2 separate regions of the Homo sapiens genome follow, and region 2 is linked to region 1. A link is an interaction called in ENCODE POLR2A ChIA-PET data of the cell type or tissue named here. Cell type or tissue: CD4-positive, alpha-beta T cell. All regions are shown on one strand. Links, peaks and the distances in the headings refer to the core of each region. The heading gives the core; the rest is flanking DNA.

Region 1 (8,323 bases), core at 31-8,030:
ACACACACATTCACACCCCCCCCACACACACTCACACACATACTCCGTCTCACACACTCTCTCTCTCACACACACACTCATCCATACATTCACAACTGATGCATGATTTTTCTCAGCCCATTTCCCAGACTCACGGAAGAGGTGCCCTGTCTACTTGGCCCGCCATACTCAGCCCCTCGCAGGAGCGAGTGAGTGCAGGATCCAGCCGGCCACTCCAAGCACCAACACAGGAGCAAATTCCGTGTGAGGCCTGTGGCCAGACCAGGCGTGTCACCTCAAGGGGAATGCAGCAGCACCCAGGCAAGGATGCCCATGATCTCAAAGACCCAGAGCAGGTGTTAGTGTGCTAATTAGCTCTTTTAGTTCCACCATCCACAGCCTGATGGATGGCGGCATGTTACTAACTCAGTTGGCCCCTGGCCCCATTGCATGGTGTGGCTGGAGGGCAAAGGACCAGTGTGACAGCCTTTCTGAGTACCTGCAATCAGTGGGTCCCAAGCTCTTGTGCAGCATCCCAGAAGAATGAGGTCATGCTGACAGTTGAAGGGTGATGAGAGCAAAGAATTTTACTGAGTGACAGAATCAGCTCTCAGCGGAGAGGGGAGCTGGAGAGGGGATGGGAAAGGCAGGTTGTCTTCCCCGAAGTCAGCTTGTCTCTGTTCCAGAGTCAGGCTGTCTCTTCCCCGAAGTCAGGGTGTCTCTCTCTGAAGTCAAGTCGTCTCTTCCCTGAAGTCAGGCCGTCTCAGTCTCTACCAACTAAGTCTGGGGTCTTTACAGGCACAGGATCGGGGCAGGGCGGGCTGCAGGTAGTATTTGAAAGACAACGTTTGATTGGTAAAAAGGTATTATTAAAAAAAAAAGGCATTATTCAAAAAAAAAAACCAATCAGGAGAGAGCAGGCAAACAGGAGTAGAAGTTCTCACTCTGGGTCTCAGGTTTCAGGCTGTTTTTGGCTTGAATGTGGGGTTTCACCAGGGACCCACCCCTGTCTGCCTAGGATTTCTCTGCCTCTTGCCTCTATCACAACCACACTCACATACCCACACAGTCACACCCATACACCCACACATATACCCACACATTCACATACACACACATCACACATTCACACCCACCCACTCAAGCACACATTTGCACACAATCATCCACACACACTCATACACATATATCCTCTCTCACATATTCACCCACACTCACACCCACACACTCACCTACCCCCCACACACATTCACACCTACCCATTCACGCACACCCGCACACACACACAGACCAGCAGAGATTCAGAATCTGTGATTTGCCTACATGTTCTTCACGTGCATTTATTTTCCCTGCACAACCTCTGCAGGAAAGATTAGTCAAGAAAACAATCCAGGCACCTGGTTTTGTGCTCATTACAGCCCACAAACAAGATCATTCATAATAGACTTTCTCTGACCGGGGACTTCCATGGGCAGGAAGTGTAAAGCCAGCATCCCATGCTGCTGCTATAGAGTTAAGAAACCCCGTTGCCATCAAGGGTCGCCTGGAGGGCTTTGGGGTGGAGAGTGAGCCATCACTGGGTGATACTGCATGTGTGCATTCATTTTTTTCAACAGATTTGAAGCATCTACTGTGTCCCATGCACTGTGTTAATTTGGGGCCATTAGAGCCAGGCCCTGGCCTTGAGTTGCCTCCTGCAGTGGGAGACAGTAGCCAGGCGACCACGGCAGCACAGGGTCCTAAGTGTGGTTAGGGCTGGAGGCAGGTGCCAGCAGCTGTGGGTGCTCCGAGGAGGGGAGGGAGAGGGCAAGGGCATTCCTGGTAAGGGACCGCACATGACACGAAGGCCTGGAAGGCCTAGCATGGGGTAGGAGAGGGTACTTGGCTGACAGAGGCCTCAGGAGCCCACAGGAGGATGTAAGTCCACGGAGCCAGATGAAACCCTTGCAAGGACTGGGTGGCTCCTGGGCAGCATAGAAGGAGCGGGAGAAGGAGCTCCCCAGAGGGAGCAGCCGCTCCACTCTGCAGCTTTCAGAGATTAGTGGGGGGTTCTGGTGAGAACAGCTATCTGGGAGGTGCTCAGGCTTGTGGACAAGATGGCTGCCCTGAAGAAAGAGATTGCATAAATAAAGCGCCTCTCGGTGGGGGTGAGGCTGTGCAGGATGACACAGCAGGCTCCGTGAGGACCAGAGAAATCCACCAAGGGTCCCTCCTCAGAGTGTCTTAGGCCCTTCTCAGGTCTTCCTGTCCACAAGCCTACAGACCTGCCCTTCCTCCTCCACCTCCCCCCAGAATCCTTGTTAAAGCCATTAGGGGTGGGGGCAACGCAACAGGGGCAGCAGGCTGAGAGGGCAAAATGGGCAGGTTCTATGGAGACTGTTTGGCGTGAATGTGAAGACATAAGTTGCCTGAGGGGCCTCTTCCCTAGGATTCTGGGCCCCTCCCTTCACGGCCCTCCCACCCCCAGGCTGAAGGACTGGTCTAGACAGGAGGAATCCTACACAGTGGTCTCCGGGCATCCATGGTGAACACAGGTTCTTCCCCTCAACTTCTCCCCTCCGTCTTTTCCCTCTTCCCAAGAGCCCCTGCTCTCTTTGGGGGGATCCTGGACATCTGGGGAAACACTCACTACCCCCTGCGGTGGAACACATGACCTGGGCTAAGCCAATTGGTGCACCTGGACACCTGGCCCAGAGATGGAGCAGGAGTAGTCATGTGACCTGTATCTGTCCAATGAGAATGTGTCTTAGAACACTGGCTAGGAATGCCGGAATCAAGACTTGGTCCTACCCCACCAGGGAGCTCCCAGCCTGGTTGGTAAGGGTTGTGGGAAGGTGTAGCATTGAGAAGGCATTGAGAATTGAGAATTCTAAGCATTAGAGGAATGTGTACATGAGAAGCACTCCCTCTCACCTGGCTTGCTCTTTCCCTGCCTAATGTTTAATGAAGATGATAGTATTTATTGAACACCTAGTCTGTGTTAAGCCTGTGCTGAGCGTTCCATGTATTAACTCATATCTCCAACTTTATCACAGTCCCCGTGAGAGGCATGATAACAATCTTCATAGATGAGGACCCCAAGACACCAAGCAGAGAGGGAGTGGCTCCTCTCCTGGACCACCACCTTCCTGCATCCTCTTCACACTTCCAGTACCCCTGTCAGAACCTTCACAGTCTTAATATCAACAGGCTTCTTTATTTAAGATGCTGCTGTGGAAAATGTGCTCCTGGGAGTGGCCACAAGCCCAGTCTCCTCCCACCCCAACCTCCCCCAACTCTAGCACCATCTCTGCCCTGATCCTTCTAACCTGGCATCCATGTGACCTTAGGGAATGAGGCCAATGGAACCTGAAGCTAGTCCGGAGATTCTGTGGCCCCTTACTCCCTTAGGTCTCCTGGCAGCCTGTACCCATTCTAGTGCTCTTGAGAGGGCTCTGTGCTTGGCAGCAGACTGGAGCCTACCCCACAGGAAGCTGGCTCATTTCCACACAGGCACCACCACCTCCTGGTCCCTATGTGGACATCACACTTGCTCAGCTACATGCTGGGCTCTGCAGGGCTCCTGCTGCTGAGCATGAGGGCTCTTCTCTGTCCCTAATGGACTCACGTCTGCTTATATGTGGAGCAGCTGACCTGGGGCCCCTGCTTTTAACACTCTGCATCCCTAATCTGAATAGTGGTGCCACTGCCCTCCTCCCCCCTCCATCCAGAGCTGAATGCCGTACCCAACATCAGTCCCTTGGTGCTCCCAGCTCATGGATCTCTCAGGCCCCGGCTCGCCCTCAAGTCCTGCATACCCTGGGGATGTTGTCAGGAGTGGCAGGAAGGCAAGAGGGCAGATGCAACAGCTTGGCCCACCCAACCTGTCTTCCACCTGCAACAGTACTAAGACTTCCTTTACAGCTAGGGTTCCAGGTGTGATTTGGAGTCACCAATATACATGCACCTGCATGAGACTTGACTTTGGAGCTGAGTCATGTGAGGAAAGAGACAGGGTGTGGGGCACTCACTTTTCAGGTGTAGACAGTGGCAGAAGCAGCATGGTTTTGGAACCAGCAACGGTAGCAGCAACTTTTCGATTCAGCAGGTAGTTATCTGACTCAGCAGTTTCCTTACCGTGGCAGGCAGGATGTAATTCTGGAGCCAACAGCTGCAGGAAGCTTCTAGACTCTGCAGCTTCACGATTGCAGAAGAGGCAGCAGCTCTCTTGGCAACCCACTTCTGCATCAAGGCTTCAAGAATTGCTCCTGGAAGCCCAACCCAGAGTCTGTGTCATCAGCCCTTCTGACAATTCTGTGTAAACTAATACCCAGTAGTAAGTCCTTCCTGCTTAAACTAGCTACAGAGGAGTCTTCTCTATCCAATTAAATCCTGAACGACATCCTGTCTGCAGGTAGAAAGCCCATCTGCTTGTGAACTCTCCTAGCTGGAGCCCGGTGGGAACAGCTGCAGGGCTCCAGCATATATGCCCTTTGAGGAGTCTTACATTTCTATGGCTCTGGTCTTCAGAAGGTGTCTAGGGGAACAGCTGAGCACTGGCAACAGCCGTGAGGAAGTCTCTGCTGGGGAGGATGAAGCTGACTGGGCAGTGGCAGCAGGAGGGGCCCCCAGGCCAAGGGGAGGACAGATGAAGGTTGGGACTCTGCTGGGCAGGGTGGAAGGGGTTCTCAGATACAGGTGACAGAATCCCATGATTCTTGTTTAAGGAAAGGGCATTTATCAAGGGGTGTGGATGGCTCACAAAAGCACTAGAAGATCTGAATAAACGAACTAACTGAGCTTCCAGGAACAACTCCCAACAGCACACCCCAGAATGGGGCCGGCAAGCGGGCTGCTGCCTCTGCAGCCTCCGGAAGTTGCAGGATATAAAAGCGGCCTTCAGATGTCCGATGTCATGACTGGCTGTAGTAAAATGGACACCTCATGCCCTTCCTTCCTCCTCTCACAGCTCAGCTCCAAACCAAAGTCTCTTGTGTCAGGTTGGCAGAATCTCAACATGGTTGGAACCCAAGAACCCCAAGAAAGTCTGGGAAGTGTAGTTTTAGCTTTCCAGACTCCCAGGGCAGAAAGGGAAGCCCAGCTAGGGAGAGTAGGAATGGGAAGTGAGTGAGCCAGCACACCATACCCACCACACACCCCTTCCGCTGTCTGCACTCCTCGTCAGTCCTGCGGGGGCTCCAGGGTGGGGAGCAGGGTTGCAGGTTCGGCAGGCCCTGGCCCATGCCCCTCCATGTGGCTTGTGCAGCAGCCCTATGTGAGGTGGTCGTAGGATGAGGGCCCTACCAGCCCAGCTGCTGAACTACCACCCCTGCAACCACCTCCAAGTAGTTTAAGCAGAAAGGGAATTTATTCTAGGATACGTAGCAAGTCACAGAGTCACTGGGAGGGCCTGAGGCCCTTCAGCAGCTACACTATTAGGAATATCGTCTGAAATTACTGCAGGGCCAGATCACAGAGATCCCTCTGCCATGGGAGCAGGCCCCGGCATCCCATCTCACCGCCGTCACGGAGGCTTTGACACTGAAACCCCTGCCACGCCACTGTGCCTGCAGCCACCCTCGCCCCAGCAGCCTGCTCAGGGGCCCTTCTCTCGGGTCCCTTGGTGGAACGTGGCTCTGTGTCTCTGCCCTGGCCACAGCAGGGTCTGGGAAAGCAGCTGTTGGGATTCCACAGTGGGAAACAGGGACATATGGGGTGAGCAGGGGCTTCCTCCAACTTCTTAGGGTCTGAGTGGTCAAAGAGAATGACAAACATCCCCTCCAAAGCCTAGACCAGGTGAGGGTTAAACGAGAAACTGGAGTATGGCTGGGGTATGGCGGCCCTCTTGGGTATACTCTGCCCCTCCAGGACAGGCCCAGGGTGTGTCCTCCATCTTCCCAGCCCTCCTCTGCTCCCTGGTGCTAGCATACTGCCTGGCACCTCGTTGGTGTTGGCTAAATGTTTGGGAATTGAGCTGAACCGTCCACGTAGCTAATCTGCCTGGCTCCTGTCAACATGAGGGCGTTTGCCTGCAGTGGGGCCCAGCCTGTTTTCCACTCAGAAACGCTGTGGTGAGAAGATCTTGCCTGAGCAAGCTTCCCATTAACTGTCACCGTGAACTTAAAGACTGGAGTTGGTTCTGGTGACCGGGGAAGGAGAAATAATATAACACAAATAGCAGCTGCCATCCATTGGACACAGTAGAGCAGCCGCATGGACTGACTGGAGCCAGACTGCCTGAGCGTGCACCCCACCGCCTCCACCAGCTCAGCTCTGGGCAAAGGGCTCGGCCACCCTGTGCTTCCATTACCTCACACATCGAATGGGGATAGCAACAATGACAAAGTGGCAGTGAGTCCTATATGAGTTCATGCAAGAAAGGCCTTTGGAAGGAGGCCTGGCGTAGAGAGCAGGGTAGCACTTTAGTGGTGCCTTCCGGGGCAGTGCTGAGTGCTTGCATTAATACCTCTAAGCCTCACACCCGTCTGGGAGGTCAGCTCATTAGCATCTCTCCTTGAGGCTCAAAAAAGAGCAAGTCACTTACCTAAGGCCACCCAGTCAGTGAGTGGCAGAAGTGGGATTTGAACCCAGGTTTGTCTGACTCCAAATTCTTACCTCGAAGCCCAAGAAAGAGAAGGCATGCTCACACCATGCCCACTCCCCATGCACATCAATACCAGTGTGCCTCCCGCATGCCCGGCACCGCTGGGGCTTGGGGATTCCAAGGGGAAGGGGCCACAGGCCACAGGAGGCTGCCACGATCGGATATTAATAATCCAGGCTGGTTAATGTTGAGGCAGGAGTGGTCTAGGGTCCTGCTGGAGCCGAGCAGAGGGCTCTTAGCCTAGCCTGGGCACCCGGAATGGCTTCCTGGAGGGGATGACCTTGGGCAGAGCTCTTGTTTAAATTGATTTACTGGGGGTATGATTTATAAATAATAAAATGTACCCATTTTAAGTGAACAGTTGGATGAACTTTAACAAATGTGGATACCTGGGTACTCACCATGCCAGTCGAGATATAGAGCAATTCCATCTCCCCCAGAAAGTTCCCTCCGGAAAGTTCTCTCCCGCCCCTTTGCAGTCACTATCCCCCAACTCCCACCCCAGGCTACCACTGTGGGCTGAGCTTTAAAAGATGACTAGGCAGGGAGTGTCTCTGAACCTATTCTGGTTCAAGAGTTGCCAAAAAAATATGTATCAAAAAAAAATAAAAATAAAAGAGAGATGAGTAGGCTTCTTCCCCCTCATTCCCCATCCTTTTGGCTCCAGCTGGGGAAACGGATCCCAAACATCAGCCAAAAACTCCAGGCTGGCTGTGGGCCCTCAGCCAGAATGAGGGAAGCTGTTGGCTGCCCACTTCCTTCCTGGGCCTGACCTCTGACTCCTGCGGGCCCCGGTGCCCCCTCCACCCTAGCTCTGGGTCTCTGAGCTGCCAGCCTGCCCAGTGCCCACCAGTGCTCCAGGAAGACAGGGATGGTGCCCATAGAACCCGGTAGGGAAGTGGGAAGTGCTGAGTGAGTGGATTCAGGTGTGGAGGGGGCTGGGGAGGGCAGCCAGTCCTGATGCCCTGCTGAGTCAGCCTCTGGTCAGGGAAATACTAGGCACTTCTGCTGTATCCCTGCTCCCTACCACTAGGCCAGACCCCCTTCCCAGGCACCTTGGGGTGGGCGGCCTGGGGCAAGGTAAAGGGGTAGTCTCCGGTCTCTCAGCACCCCTTTGGAGACATTCTTGCACTTGGAGCAAGACGAGGGAACGGGCAGGAAGCCTCATTAGTGCCTAGAGCACTGGACTGGGGCTCCCTCATCTGCCACTGACTAGCATGAAGTTTGGAGCCAGCAACCTCCCCACTCCGGACCCCTTCAGCCACACATGGAGAAAGATCTCTAAAGTCCCTGCTAGCCCCAGAGGCGGAAAACCCTCCTTAACCTCAACCGTTCCCTCTGGAAGCCCATAAAGGCATCTAATCTGCAACCCTCCAGCTCGTTGCAAAATCCAATAGTTGGCTCTAGGCTGAGAACCCAGGCTGTGGAACCAAGACCCCATCCACCCTGGGCCAGCCAGAGAGGCAGTTTGACGTAGGGCAAGGCGCTGCTAATGGGCTGTTACAGATACTCAGTGTGCTGGCCAGATAGTTAATTACTCTGGAGGCCAGGGAGGGATGAATACTTCATAAAGCCAGAGCCACCCGTGAATTATTCATCCTCCATTTGTCATAAGGGGGAGAGTGATGGGGCAGCTCGGAGGATGCAGGTGCCCAGACTGGGGGGACGGGGAGCACGTGGTGCTGCCTCCCACTGCACATCCAGAGGGACTGGTTCCTCTCCCACCCCAGCCCTGGCCGGGCCCAGGGGGTCTTGGGCCAG
Region 2 (8,315 bases), core at 1-8,000, 54 kb before region 1:
CCCATGGAGCAAGTCCCGGGGGAGATTTTCCACTCTCCTGGGATGTCGTGGCTCCTCACTGTGGACATGAGGCATCTCCTCCCCACCGCCCACCCCCCCAACCTGTGCCATCATCCCTGCTCTGGAGACCCCACTCCAGGCACAGTCCTAGGCTGGGAGCACAGTCAGGAGATCCCCAGGCTCTTTGAGTGTCTGTTATTTTATGGTGTAACCTTCAGTCTGGGTTGAGGCTCCCTTAGTTCTCCCCAGCCCTGGAGGAGGGGTTAGTGTGTGATCGCTGACTCTTGTCTGGCCCTACTCCCCTTGGTTGTGGGCTGCCATGGAAACCCACTGACCACAAGGCTTGTCCCCTGACCCTGAGGAGGCAGTCCCCTGACCCAGCCTCCTGAGGTCATCTGGACCCCGAGTTGGGGGCCGTGAGCTGGGGGGTGTGAGCTGGTGGTCGTAAGCCAGGCTCAGCCTCTGAAGTCCAAGCCCAGAGGTGCACATTTGGCTGATCCACCAGACTGTTGGGTCCTAGACCGTCTGGCAGGACACGGGACTTACAGCCCAAGGCCTGGCCGGGGCTGGGCCCCGTTTTTCAATGTCAGCACTTTGCTCCCTGTTTCTCAACACTAAAGACCCTGTCAACACCTTGGAAAAGACCAGGGGATGCTGGCAGCTAAGGAAGCCTCTTGGAGCTTGAAGAGCTACATACCCTGATAATGATGGTGGGCACTAGGCAGCCAGGTCTGCAACCTTTAACCAACACAATGACTGGGTAAAGAAAATGGCATTCCTTTATTTGGTTGACAGCTTTTAAAAAATTGCTCAAATGCCCAGTCTGGTTTAAAGTTCAGTCCCATTTGGAATCAGGAAGAGTCTCCCCAGACCCCAGGTGTGGCTGGCTCCTGTCTGCAGAGAGGGGCTCATTGTCCTCCTGGGTGTGGGTCTTGGCTCCTCCTTCTGGCCAGAACAGCACTCTGGCTGGCGCTCTGAGCTGGTTGTAGTTCCACGCGGTCCAGTCTAGTGTCCACACTGAAGTGACCCCCACCATGCTGGGCACCTCTGTAGCCACACAGCCTTCTGGGTCCTCCTTACAGCATGTGGAATCAGGGCAGGTCAGGAAAACCAAGCCTTAGTGACCTCCTCAGCCTGCCTATGCAAGGTGGCCAAGGGGCAGGTGTGTGCCCAGGTGGCCATAGGGCCACTCGCCCTTCATTGACTTTACTTAGCTTGTGATGGTTCTCCTGCTCTGAAGCAGAAACATGAAGAAGGGTTTTTCTCTTTATTCTCCTTCCCAGAATCCTTTGGTGCAGGCAGGGTCAAGTTTTTCCCTTCTCTTTTCCTACCCAGACCTCACTTAAATAAAAATTCCTTACAGAGTCCAACTCACCAAGCCTGGCCATCAGCAGACTCCTAAAAATGATTCAGGAAGGTAGACCCTCTTCTTTCAGAACCAAAGCCTAGGTTGCTACCTCCTGGGATTGCAGCAAAAGCCTTGCTACAGAACCAGGAGCTGATGATTACCTGCACCACCTCTTTCATTTTTTCTAGAACAAACCAGAATGCTTCCATATCAACTTAGCCATAATGTCAGGCCACCTCTCTCTCCACTTGTGTTGCGGGAAGTCAGGAACCCCAAATGGAGGGACCGGCTGAAGCCATGGCAGAATAATTGTGGATTGTGAAGATTTCATGGACATTTATTAGTTCCCCAAATTAATACTTTTATAATTTCTTACGCCTGTCTTTACTGCAATCTCTGAACATAAATTGTGAAGATTTCATGGACACTTATCACTTCCCCAATCAATACCCTTGTGATTTCCTATGCCTGTCTTTAATCTCTTAATCCCATCATCTTTGTAAAATGAGGAGGATGTATGTCGCCTCAGGACCCTGTGATGATTGCGTTAACTGCACAAATTGTTTGTAGAGCATGTGTGTTTGAACAATATGAAATCTGGGCACCTTGAAAAAAGAACAGGATAACAGCAATGTTCAGGGAGCAAGAGAGATAACCTTAAACTCTGACTGCCGGTGAGCCAGGCAGAACAGAGCCATATTTTTCTTCTTTCAAAAACAAATGGGAGAAATATCGCTAAATTTTTTTTCTCAGCAAGGAACATCCCTGAGAAAGAGAATGTGTCCCTGAGGGTAGGCCTCCGAAATGGCCGCTTCGGGGGGCGGCCGTCTTTTATGGTCAAAGCTGTAGGGATGAAATAAGCCCCAGTCTCCCATAGCGCTCCCAGGCTTATTAGGACGAGGAAATTCCCGCCTAATAAATTTTGGTCAGACCGGTTGTCTGCTCTCAGACCCTGTCTCCTGATAAGATGTTATCAATGAAAATGCATGCCCGAAACTTCATTAGCAATTTTAATTTTGCCCCGGTCCTGTGGTCCTGTGATCTCGCCCTGCCTCCATTTGCCTTGTGATATCTTATTATCTTGTGAAGCATGTGATCTCTGTGACCCACACCCTATTCATACACTCCCCCTCCCCTTTTGAAAATCACGAATAAAAACTTGCTGGTTTTACGGCTCGGGGGGCATCACGGAACCTGCCGACATGTGATGTCTCCCCCAGACACCCAGCTTTAAAATTTCTCTCTTTTGAGCTCTGTCCCTTTATTTCTCAGACCGGCCGACACTTACGGAAAATAGAAAAGAACCTACATGAAATATTGGGGGTGAATTTTGCCCTATGTCTGGCTGAATTTCCCCCAATACAGTTGTATTCCTGGGTTTGTTCCCTTGCTCCCAGATGGCTTTTTCACATGGAAACTGGCTGGTCCGAGACCTTTGTGTGAATTCTCCTTTGTGGAATTCACCATGGTGGTGAATATTACCCTAAGTCCATGAAGACATCAAAGCCCTATCCCACCCTGAAACCACTGGTCCTTGCTCTCGTGTATGGATTCAGAGCCCTGCTACCAGCTCCTCTATACCTCCACACTCTTCAGCCAGGGACAGCATTTTAGTCCCCTTCCTGTTCCCAGCCCAGTCTCCTGGGAAGCAATTCTTGCCTTCTCTGTTACCCCATTCTGCTAATAGGGTGCCCAAGTCCCCACAGTTACTCCTCTGCCTTCCCCACTGTCAGGGTCCCAAGTGCCTGGGTTTCTGCATTGGTGACTATTTTGAGCTAATTCTTAGTTCCCATCCCCCTCAACTTCACCTGCTCTAACTTCCTAAGTCTATGTATCCCCAGAAACCTAAACAGCTTAAGGATGCTTTAACCCCTTAACAAAGATGTTTTGCATCTCAGAAAACCCAATCCCTGATGCTTACAAAAGTGGCATTTCTGAAAACTTTTGAAGTCAGACACCTTAGCTTGGATTCCATTACCCCACCCAGGGGAACCTGTGAACCAGACCATAAAGAGGCAGGATTGTCCCAAGCAGGGCCTTCCTTTGAAGGCCTTTTTTGTTGGCATTCCTGCTCAGAAAACTCCCTCCTGCATCACCCACTGAGGTTTGCATAAGGCCCTCCACCAGGTCTTCTCTGACCTGTGGGAGTTGGGTCCTGAGGCTACTGGGGAGTCTGAATGACCAATACATGGAGCCTGTCACTGCCTCCACCCATCCCCAGCTCTATACCCCAGCTTCCAACTGGGACAGCTGGTCTCACTTTCAATGGGGCCCAGCTGTGCTGCTTGAGTCTCTGATTTTGGCTCCCGTCCAGCCCCACTGACTTCTTGCAGCTTGGGACTCCACATACAATATTCAGGACCAACAAGATTTCAGGTAACCTTCAGGAGACTCCAGAAAATCCAAAGTGAAAACAGAGCCTGAAGACCCATGAAGAATTCAGCTAGAGGAAATGCCCTTCTCACCCGTCGATGTTTCTGGTTGGTCAGAGACAAATGTTTTGTGATCACTTTTGAGATTTCTTGAATCTTTTGAATATCCTTATGCTATCCCCTTCTCTGTTCTTAGCTGAGAAGCATTTAAATTGCACAGGGACTCTGCATTTGACTGGGAGATAGTGAAAACGCAGGGAGCCAGAGCTCCCATCAGCAGCCACTGTGGAGGGGCAGGGAGAGGAACCGCAGAAGGTTGAGTAGGCGGTTGCAGCTGTGAACAGAAGAGGAAGCTGTGATGCAGGGGCAGGCGAGCCCCAAAATTGGGGCTTAGCCCAGGAAGGTTCTTGAGTTCGCTCAGGAAATAATTTGAGGGTGAGCCGGTGGTAGAAGAAAACAGCTTCATTAGGCAGCAGTTTTTCAGCTCCGTGACTGTCCCTGCAGAGCCGGGCTACCCTGTAACCAGCATGTCAAGAGTAGCAGCTCAGGGACAGTTCCACAGTCATTTTGACACCCACTTTTGATCACATGCCAATTGAGGGGTAGATTATGCAGAAATGTCTGGAAAAGGGGTGAGAACTTCTGGGCATTGCCATAGCAATGGTAAACTGTCATGGCACTGGTGGGCATGTCTTATGGAGAGAGAGGTGCTTTTGGTGCCTCTTCTGTGTCAGCCAGTCTTCAATCTGGTCTGAAGTTGAGTCCTGCCTCCTACTTCAACAGGCCTGAGATCCCAAGGCACAAGCAAGAAAGGGACCATGGGGAATGGACCCAAGATCAGAAACAGGGACAGGACCTAACTGGCAAAAGTCCTGTCACTCAGGGGGACAGGGGACAAGGAGTGAGAAGTGACTGCGATGGGGAGCTGGGGTGACATGGGGGCAGATTTGGAGAATGGCTGGTCCATGCAGAGGAAATGTCCAATGGGGCACCTTGTTCCGTTGGAGACGGTAATGTGGGAGATGCTCACCAATTCCGAGCCTGATGGACAAGAGTGAAGCATCCAAAGTCACGGCTCATTCTCCATTTCCTGGATCTAGACACCGAGTCGCAGAGGCTCCTTGAGGCTCAGACTTGAATGTTCTTTGGGGATGCTATGGGATGAGGATGGAAATTCCATTAGTGGTGTGGGGCCCAGCTAAGGCTGGGCAGGCAAAGAAGACGCAGAGGTAGGTGAAGGGCAATCTGCCCTCCTCCACCCTTTCTCTCCTTTGTGGAATTTTGCTCAGCATTGCCCAGCAGACACATTTTCAAGGGAAGGACTTCAGCCCCAAATTTTCCCACTCAGACCAGTGTCAGCTTGAGGCTCCTCTTTCCCAAGCCCAGAAATTTTCTCTCTTAAAAAGAAAAGATTCAAGCTCCCTAGCAAGCATAGAAAAAGGATAGGCACCCCTTAGAAGAAAGACACCAGTGTCATCAGCTAATTCCATGGTGAAGTTCTTAAGATCTTCCCCCGAGGATCCCTGCCCCACTCCTGCCTCCATTTACCAATACTTCCTGAACTCTGAGGTGGGGGAACCCTGTGGGCTGGCGGGTAGAGGGGGATCTCAAGGTAGCCTCTTTTCCTTTAACTCCTTATTGTATTGGGGGCCCTGATGTGGCAGTGATGGTACAGTTAGCTAGGAAAGAAAATGGGGCTGGGACTCTCGTGCTAAAGCTGGAAAGAGGTCAGGGTGAGCCACCATCCAAAATCCCCAAAATGCTCGGGGGCCGGGGCAGACAGGTGTGACAGCCCTGCCTGTGCCTGGGCACCTAACTAAAGGCCTGTCTGGAAACCCTGCTCTCTCCCTGCTGCCCATTGCTAGACAGGCCACTGTCTAGTAAACCCCATAGGTTCACTGTGCACAGCACCACACTTCCCACTCCATCAGAGGCCGGGGACCACGCCTCTCTCTCCCCCACCCTCAGAGTCCCCTCTGCACTGTCTGGCCCTCGAGGGCACCAGGCCTGTGCCTGGGTAGGGGAGCAGGACTACACATTTTTGGTTCTTCTTCTCCCTGCCTCTGGGGGTTCAGGCTCAAATGAAACTTGTGTTGCATCCCATTTCACAGATTGCTTAGCATACCATCTGTCAGGGGGCAAGCAGTGGCCGGCCCAGGCCCAGAATGGATTTTCTACCAGGGCCCAACAGGCCCTCTCCCCAGTGAGCAGCTCCCCCACAGGACAGCTCTATTCTGTCCTGGATGAGAGACAAGGAGGTTTGCTAGGACCCCACCCCAATCCCACCCCACTTGAGACTTGGTGCCTTCCCAAGTGCTGTCATCCACCCACTCATCCATTCAACAAATACTCACTGGCCACTGTCTATGTGGGCCCTGTTCTAGAAGCTGGGGCACAACATGGTCGAGAATGACCACAACCCTGCATGGAGCTTCCCTTCTAAGGAAGCAAGAGAGATACCCAACAAAGAGAAGAGGTGGATGAGATAAATTCAGACAATGATAAGTGCTGTGAAGAAAATACGGGGACCAGTGTGACAGGGCAGCCTTGGGCATGGGCCCAGGAGCCACAGGAACTCAGAGAAGACCTTTTCAAGGGGGATGTCTAAGCTGAGCTGGAGGCATGAGGATGAGCCAGTAGTGCATAGGAGAAAAAGTGTTTCAGGAGCAGCCAGACAGTTTTTGTTCTGGGAATGGATCTATACCTCCTGTGGCTGGAGTAGCAGAAGATCTCACAGGGAGAAAGGGAGAGAGGCCCAGGGGAGGAGGAATGGAGGGTGGAGCAGAGGCCTCCTCCTTAAGGAGAAGCAGCTGGCTGTCCTGGCCTCCTGAGAGGCCTCTCTGGACAGTGTCTGCCTGGCTTGTCTCTGATGGGATCCCTGCCCACGTCCTCTCACCAGGAGCAGCCCCTGCTGCCCTTGGCTCAAACTAGTATCACAAGAGAAGAAGCACAACAGCTTAAACCAAGCCCTGGCTAAAATCACATCTGAGTTCCTGTCCCCTACTTCCAACTCTGTTCTGTTCCCTCCTTAAACCATAAGACAATTTTAAGAAGAATCTATTAATCCCTCATTGTTCAGTTCAATCCCACGTGTCTTTACCGACCACCTGCGATGTGCCCTGTTTTCAGGCATGCCAGAGCCTGGCTGTGGTCCCCAGCTCTAGGCCCTGGAGGGGACGTCCTACCTTCTCTCCCTGTACCCTAAACCTGACCACTTCCCTCCTCAGTTCTGACCTCTGAGCTGAGCTGGCAGGGATAATGACGGATTCTATGTCCCCATGGTCTCGTATGCAAAGCAGTGACTCCAAAGCTCTCAGCCCATCCAATTTAGACAAGAGGTCTGACTTAGGAAGCCTCTTGGATCTGCCTCCTACAGTGTCCGAGCCTACACCCTTCCTGAGCGGACTTTCTCTTCCTGGTCCCCTCACCCCTGACCCTGGGTTGCCTGAGGCTTCTCTACATTCCCTTGAGGTCCCTTGAGGGCCCTAAGCACCCAGTCTAACCCCTTCATCGCCCCTGGAGAACTCATCGCTTCCACCCAGAGATGCCTGCCATCAATCACCCTGTCATCTGCTGTGAGAGCAAATGTCATCGCTGTCTCCAGCAGGTGCCAGGCTTATTCAGTATCCATTAATATTGAACCATCAGCCACCATTACATACGCAGGCAGGTAGCATGTAGGCCAGCTTCCCTGATTGCTACCAAAACCCTTCATTTATCCCCCCAGGTCAGGAGGGGGGTGGTGGGGCAGAACGTCTTGTCCTCAAGAAGTTTATCATCTTGCTAGAAAGAAAAAGAATGCCTAGGGAACTCTTAGAGAGTAAAACAGAGTGACGCCTAAACTGAGCATAATAAAGGCTAAATGAATCTGGGCTGCAAAAAAAGTGGACTGGGGAGACTGTGTGGGCTGGAGTGGACAAAAGGGGTTTCGTGAAGGGGAAGGGCTCCAGCCAGGCCTTAAAGAGTGGACAGAGAATGAGAAAGAAAAGTGGGAAGTCGCAGATTCCTAGATACCAAAGAATAAAAAATGTCGCAGCACTCTTGAATGACACCATGGAATCCCTAGCACCGGGCAGAGGACGATCCAGCGGGAAATGAGGCTCTGCCTCTGTGGTCCTCTGTGTGCCTCCAAAGCCTGTGGTGGTTGGCCTGTGAGTCCACACCAGCTGAGAGCTGCTGGGATAAGGAACGGGTCGGGAGAGGCTCTGGCTGCAGGAGCTCAGGTCACTGGATTTGGGGACAGTCAGAGGGAGACAGGCAGTGTGTGTCCACCTTAGTTTCCAGGGAAGAGGTGCTTACCGCCTGCCTGGGAATGGGCTGACATGGACTGTGGTTGGTGCAGGCAGGCAGGCAGCAGGTAGGGAGGGGAGGGCAGGAGTTGGAGCCACAGCCAGAGACAAGGCCCCCAGAGTAGGCAGCCTGCAGAGCTACAAAAGAGTGGCTGCAGAAGACAGGTTTCTACTGGATTGCTGATCCTTTGGTCACATGTGGTCCAAAAGTGGGCCTCATCTCCCAGGCATCCTTCCCCCCTGCCCCCCCAGGCCCAATGCCCGTCCCTCAGCCTCCCTGAGCTGGCCTGAACCGCCATGGAGGTC

What was found. ChIA-PET counts read pairs that join two places held together with the same protein. Peaks named below come from ENCODE experiments on the same cell type or tissue, not always from the same donor. Only the 100,000 strongest peaks of a DNase experiment are listed, where the experiment ranks them.
Region 2: POLR2A ChIA-PET joins it to region 1 with 13 read pairs; 7 of 35 experiments call an interaction of 5 or more read pairs at or near these places.

Annotation. Positions count from the first base shown.
Region 1 is chr6:33,857,083-33,865,405 of GRCh38, reverse strand. The region is part of intron 1 of LOC105375027 (a long non-coding RNA gene); the gene reads right to left. Among named protein-coding and RNA genes, the nearest start is that of LINC01016, 36 kb to the left of the region's middle. RefSeq lists enhancers at 1,925-2,425, 4,229-4,278. In CD4-positive, alpha-beta T cell, for the core only: no CTCF peak of the experiment used is centred there; a DNase peak (open chromatin) is centred at 4,125; H3K27me3 peaks cover 931 bases.
Region 2 is chr6:33,910,647-33,918,961 of GRCh38, reverse strand. It overlaps LOC105375026 (a long non-coding RNA gene), which reads right to left. Exons shown (of 3, transcript NR_187841.1): 2 at 4,751-4,874; 3 at 762-4,505. Among named protein-coding and RNA genes, the nearest start is that of MIR7159, 16 kb to the right of the region's middle. RefSeq lists enhancers at 3,962-4,111, 4,252-4,321. In CD4-positive, alpha-beta T cell, for the core only: no CTCF peak of the experiment used is centred there; DNase peaks (open chromatin) are centred at 3,658 and 4,071; H3K4me3 peaks cover 263 bases; H3K27ac peaks cover 723 bases.